2 separate regions of the Mus musculus genome follow, and region 2 is linked to region 1. A link is a loop called in an ENCODE intact Hi-C map of the cell type or tissue named here. Cell type or tissue: left cerebral cortex. All regions are shown on one strand. Each heading gives the region's core, and the rest is flanking DNA. Links, peaks and the distances in the headings are about the cores only. Region 1 overlaps Pak7 (p21 (RAC1) activated kinase 7). Region 2 holds the start of Pak7 (p21 (RAC1) activated kinase 7).

Region 1 (2,916 bases), core at 251-2,750:
ATTCCAGCAAAAAATCCATGTACTTAGGTGAATATATAGTAGATTATAAACAACAGTTCTCAACCTGTGGGTTGTGACCCCTTTGGGGGTCGCATATCAGACGTTCTGCATATCAGATATTTATGTTACAATTCATAACAGTGTCAAAATTAGTTTTGAAGTTGCAATGAAATAACTTTATGGTTGGGGTCACCCCAACATGAGGGACTGTGTTAAAGGGCTGCAGCATCAGGAAGGTAGAGAATCATTATCATATGTGATAGAGAGAGAGCAAACCTATAACAATTTGTAAAAGGTAAAGCTATGCAGAGAGTAAAAAGACTCATGATTTCCAGGATTAACAGGAGGAAGGCATGGGTAGCTGGAGCACAGGGATGCTCAGGGCAGTAACACTGCCCCATGCCACCCAACCGTAGATTTAAGTCTCTGTTGGCAGTCATGTGCAATGTGCATGCCAAGAGCATTCCCTCAGTGTCACCTGTGGACGGTGGCTGGTGTTCTTGCATCAGTGAGAGTCCCTCAGTCACAAGACTGCATCAGTCTGGTGAGGCTTTTGGCATTGAGAGGCTGTGCATGTTTGGGGCTGGGGGTGGTAGTATCTGTGGATCCTCTGTACCTTCTAAATTTTCTCTGATCCAGAAATTGGTCTACAAAAACGAAACAAAACAAAACAAAACAAAACAAACAAAAAACCGAAACGCAAATAAACCAATCCACCACCAGCAAACTATATTAAGGCATTTTTTTCTCTCTACCAAGAAAGATGACTGCATTAGGCCACTGTATCACATTTTGTGGAGTTGCCCCCTTGCTGGAGGAGTAAGCAGGAGACTAAGAACGGATGCTCTAGTCACCACCACTGCAAAGCCACAGGTGTTTTTGTTCCGTATTGTGGAGGCCAGGAATTTGGCAAGAACATCTTCTGGGAAGTTGCCTGTGAAATTAGCGGTTGGTTGAGTCTGTGGTCACAATAAGTGACTGTATATTCCAGATGTTCACTATCATGGTGGCAGGCACTAGATAGAGGCTGTTAACTGGGGGTTCTGTCAGAATATCTGTCACAGCATCTACATGTGATTTTTTCCAAAACAGACTTTCTTACAGGAAATTTAATTTATGTGTGATTCAGGAACAAAAGGGCTGAGAGGCACAACAGAGTGTGGAAAAGGTTAAATTATAACTCAGAAGGGAAAGCTGTCTAATTACTCAGAGTTGAGAGGATAACATTTGTTTATCTCAGTATGGGATCAGTTTTGCTAATTAAAATGCAAATTCCTCTTAATTTGTAAGTGGAAGCATTGACAAATTAAAGCCACAATGTATCCATACCCCAAATGACAGCATACAGGTGCTAACAATGTCACCCCGCTTCCCAAAGCAGCTAGGTGCAAAGCTGTGATGCTGTTCTCGGCCACTAGGTGGCACCTTTGCATAGGTTTGAGAAATCTAGCCTGCAACGAACAGAGTTGAGCACCTTTTCTTTCCCAAGCACTAGATGGCATCTCAGTTTCCTTTGATGCCTTTGAGCACAGAGATTTTCATAGACACAGAGCTGAGGATGAGACCCGGGAAAACTGTGTTAAGCGATTATTCCTGCTTATAACTTTATTATTCCCTGCGAGCTTTTCAATGTGCATCAGAAACAGGAACACTTGCCCTTAACTGAAAGCCAAGAAAATTATTCAGTTTTAGAGACAATACAGGAATCCAAGCATTCAAAATGTCAGCATGACCATGATTATTATTAATACTAAACTATGGAAAACAAAAAAAGGAAAAATAAATAAATAAATAAAAGTTGTATTATCAAGCATTAAAGGGATGTTTAAATGTTAAATCTATATCCTTAAGTTGTAGAAATGCAATAGGAGAAAAGATTGAATATACAAGAAGAGATTATCTAAACTGAATTTACAAACAGATGAGTAGGCTTGTAATGGGACACTTACACCAGAAGAGGGCGGCATAGTTTAAGGAATTCACAACATTTAGGAACTCGATAGGTCAGAGGACACCTCTCTAATGTTATTGTGCTAAAATTGTTAATCAAATTGAAATGCATGACTCTACTTTATGTGGCTTGTGCCTTTCTCTGCTAAGAACCTCTACCCAGTGTTATTGCTGAGGTGAACGTATAGCAAGGTACCCTGGCTCCGGACTTTAGTTCAGACATTATTTATGGAGTGCCTGTTGCCTGACAGCAAGGTCCGTAAGTAGAATAACCAGCTGGTTAAAGGGAAACTTAGAGAGTGAACATAGCAGTGTTTCAGGGCGGGGGTTCCAAGAGGAGATTCAGAAGATGGAAGGTGTGTCCTCTCATAGTCTGTTCCTGGGTGTTGCTCTAGTATTTAATGGACTAGAGCAAATAGAAGCAAAGAGCTTTAGAGTAAAAACAAACAAACAGACAAACAAACCGCACAAAAGCATGGTGATGTTCAAGCCTAGGAATGTTAAGTACCATCTAGGATTTGGGAAAGAAAAACCGAAAAGGGATCCGATCACTCTCTTTTGTTTTCAGTTGGAGGAGACAGCTGATAGTTGCTAAGCCCCGGCCTTGTTCTAGCCAGCTTCCTTACGAGTGGCTCATCCTCTCTGACACCAAATCTTGAAAACTTTGTCGACTCCTCTCTCTTCTTGACTTCTTCTCCCTCCCTGTTTGCTGTGTTGATTCTGATGTGAGCAGCTGGGCCAGTACTTGGTTGTTCCTGATGGCTGGTGCTCTCTGCATTCTTGGGTAGATACTAGAAAGCACACACTGTATCCAACTCTGCTCTGGTGAGCATGACGCCGAATCTCTGTGATTTCTCTACTTGGCTCTTGTTGTTTGAACTCACAGGGGATTTCTAGATGGTGCTGAAGTTTGCTCCCAAGGGGAAGTCTTTCAGCATTAGAAGACAGCTGTCCTACATAACTTTC
Region 2 (2,916 bases), core at 226-2,725, 240 kb after region 1:
CTACCAAGTTGGGGGTGTATGGCTATGTCAGTGCTAAGAAATAAAACAATTTGGAGTATTTCAGTAAAAGTAAATTGAATTTGACTTGCATAGCAAATACATATAACATGGGTTCCAAACACATACATGTCCTTCTCAAAGAGATTTCCCCATGCCCAGTTTCTTTGTATTATTATTAATGTCTACATCTATCCATTTATGTGGGCTTTGCTTTGTGAATCACAAGTCTTTGTTGCTGATACATTAAATCACTTCCACAAAATCCCACACCTAAATACGGAGGAACCAGAGTTCAAATTTAGCTTTATCTCATCACTAAAATGACACTGTATTCCAGAACATCTGTCTCTGGTGCCTGTCCATTGCAGCATATTCTGAGGATGTAGGAAAGGCATTGGCAACCTCGGCTTTCAATGCCTACAATCAAAACTCACGTTTGTTAATTAAATGATAAGTTGCAAGGACTGAGTACAATCAATCTCTTATTCACAGAGGAACACGAAGTTTATTCTACTACAAGTATTGTCAATGAACTTGCCATTAGCTTCTACAGCTTTCATTAGAAGTTCTGCTTTGCACACGTGTATTCAAAGTCAAGGTGTTATCAGATTGGACACTTATAGCTTTACTCTACTTAAATTCATTTCCCTCCTGCAGTCTCTGTTTCATTATCACAATACTGACTCATTCTTGCCACCTAAGGAGATCATAAGAATAAATAGTGTAAGTGCAGAGGAAAGTATCTAAACTTCATATTCACAGACAGATGCCCAGCCTGAAAAGATAAAACAGGGGATGAAGGTGTGTTCTAAATTTACCTTTCCTCCCTCTCAGGGGGCTATGCTGCTAATCATAACAGATACAACTGTAAGGTGTCACATCTGTTGTTGCAGAATGTCAACTTTAAGAAGGCTTGTGTAGGAGGGACTTCTTCAGGGAGTAATGTGTCCATCTGTAAATTAAAGATGCTGCCTTTACACCAAATGCCACAAGAGGGTCTCTGATGTTTTGTGAAGTACCTATTTCCCCAGAAGTGTATCCAGTTTTCCAAGTCGTTATCAATTATTGGCCAAGACATTTTTTTCTTTACTACTCTAATATTTAAAAGATCTGTTCAGTTCTTTGAAAGGTTAGGGCTCCCTTAATTGAGATATGAATGCTGGCAAATTAACTTCTACCCTATCACAATGGAAAGCTCCAGACACACTCGGTTTCAAAACGGATGCTCACATTTGTGCCCTAAACTGGACACTTGACAGTCCTGAGACTTTCCAAGTTTATCCTCTAGGAGACTGACATTGTACAGAATTTTAACCAGAGTTTGGAAGTGATATTCTCTTCCACATTCTGTCCACCAATGTTCACAAGCAGAAGTTCTTTCCCAATCCATTGCAACCCACTAAGCGAACAGAGACAAACAACAAAGGAAAACACAGTCCCATAAAGGTTCCGCTATTGCATCTGGTGGTCCACACCTGCTAAAAGACAAAAACCATATGGGAACCCTGCCCTGGCAATGCATCCAGCACTCCCTGGGAGCAGCAGGCACTGTCGTATCACCGGCAGGGCGTGCGCGAGTGCATACACAAAGAACTGCTGCTGGGCTTGCTAGCCTTTCGGGGTACCAGCAGACTCCTAGAGCTGGCATCCAGGGTGATCTCCTACGCCCTCCATCCTAGCATAAGAGCGCTATCCTTTATTTGACCGGTGAAGAGCCCAAGCTGGATGATATCGCAAAGATTGGGGGTTGGGGAGTGGGCGGACCCTGGATCCCTTGCCCATTCTCAGAGGTCCCCAGCCTTTGGCATCTCCTAGGAGATGCACAATCAATTGTGCTGTCATAGAGGTCTCCTTTCGCATCCTCTCTAGGCAAAGCCAGATGCCCGGTGTAGCAACCGTGCGCATCTTGGCAAGCGCCCCTTCTGGAGCCGCTACCCATAAGCCGACCTGCCCGGTGCTCCTGCCTACCTGGTGGCTGGCTGTCAGCAGAGAAGTCGCGGTACCTCATCTGCTTCTCCGCTGCTGCTACATCTGTTATATCGCTCCAAGCGCCATGTTCCTGCTCTCCACGGGCGCACGCCAGGGAACTACTACGGCTGGGAAGGGGCAAGGGGGGCGGGGGCTAGAGGAGGGGGTGGGGGCAGAGTCAAAGCTTTTTACTCTCCTCCCAAACCTCTCCCAGCTACTGAGCATGCCCAAGCCGCCTGGCTTCGCCCCTAGGAGGACTGTCCGCTGAGACCACTCAGCTGCTCCGGGTTTTAGGAGCAGCCCGCTGTAGGAAAGCTGTAGCAATTGAGGGGGGTGAAAGGGGGAGTGTGGAGGGAGTGTCTGCACGCCCGAGCTGGAGAAAACAGCCAATCGGATCACACTTTCCTTCTACCATCCCCCTGCGGGCTACTCCCGCATACCCCTCCCTGAACATCCCAGTTTGTCCAAATTTTCTATAGGACCTTTGCAAAGCCGCACTACATCAGTATGCTAGCTAGTCTCTTTAGCATCACCTGGTCCTGTGCTTCGCAAACTTTAATGAGCCTTTGATTTAAAATACAGATTTGGATTCAACTGCCTGGTCCTGAAAGTCCCCGTGCCATTCGGCTGGTCCTCTGAAAGGTCAGGAGGTGCAAGAATCCAGAAACATCTTCTATAACCTCTAATTGGTCATGGAGTCTTTAATCAGCAATGGACTTATCAGCCTAAGGAGTTACCTTCAGCTTTTGATGATAGCAGCGGTTCAAGGGAGGATGTCCCCTGGGATGTCATGCCTTTCCTGGAAAGAGGCTTTGTAGGGCACACACTGAAGACAGCATAAAACCATTAGTTTGATCTAGAATTAGGAGTTTCGGAGACGATGGGCTCTTGGATCAATTCACAATCGCTTTGATACTTGAGACTAGGAAACTCGTGCTCAGTCAGTTG

What was found. Peaks named below come from ENCODE experiments on the same cell type or tissue, not always from the same donor. Only the 100,000 strongest peaks of a DNase experiment are listed, where the experiment ranks them.
Region 2: a loop joins it to region 1, with 4 times the contacts of the local background. A loop is called at or near these places in 5 of 42 quality-filtered maps.

The regions. Positions count from the first base shown.
Region 1 is chr2:136,147,741-136,150,656 of GRCm38, forward strand. All of the region lies in intron 3 of Pak7 (p21 (RAC1) activated kinase 7), which reads right to left. All of the region lies in intron 3 of Gm14218 (a long non-coding RNA gene), which reads left to right. Among named protein-coding and RNA genes, the nearest start is that of Gm14218, 12 kb to the left of the region's middle. In left cerebral cortex, for the core only: CTCF peaks have their summits at 1,419 (motif pointing right) and 1,963 (motif pointing right); DNase peaks (open chromatin) are centred at 1,464, 1,981, 2,381 and 2,591; H3K27ac peaks cover 329 bases.
Region 2 is chr2:136,385,686-136,388,601 of GRCm38, forward strand. Pak7 (p21 (RAC1) activated kinase 7) reads right to left here and starts at 2,282. Exons shown (of 10, transcript NM_172858.2): 1 at 1,969-2,282. In left cerebral cortex, for the core only: a CTCF peak has its summit at 1,581; DNase peaks (open chromatin) are centred at 687, 1,615, 1,814 and 2,294; H3K4me3 peaks cover 2,500 bases; H3K27ac peaks cover 2,420 bases.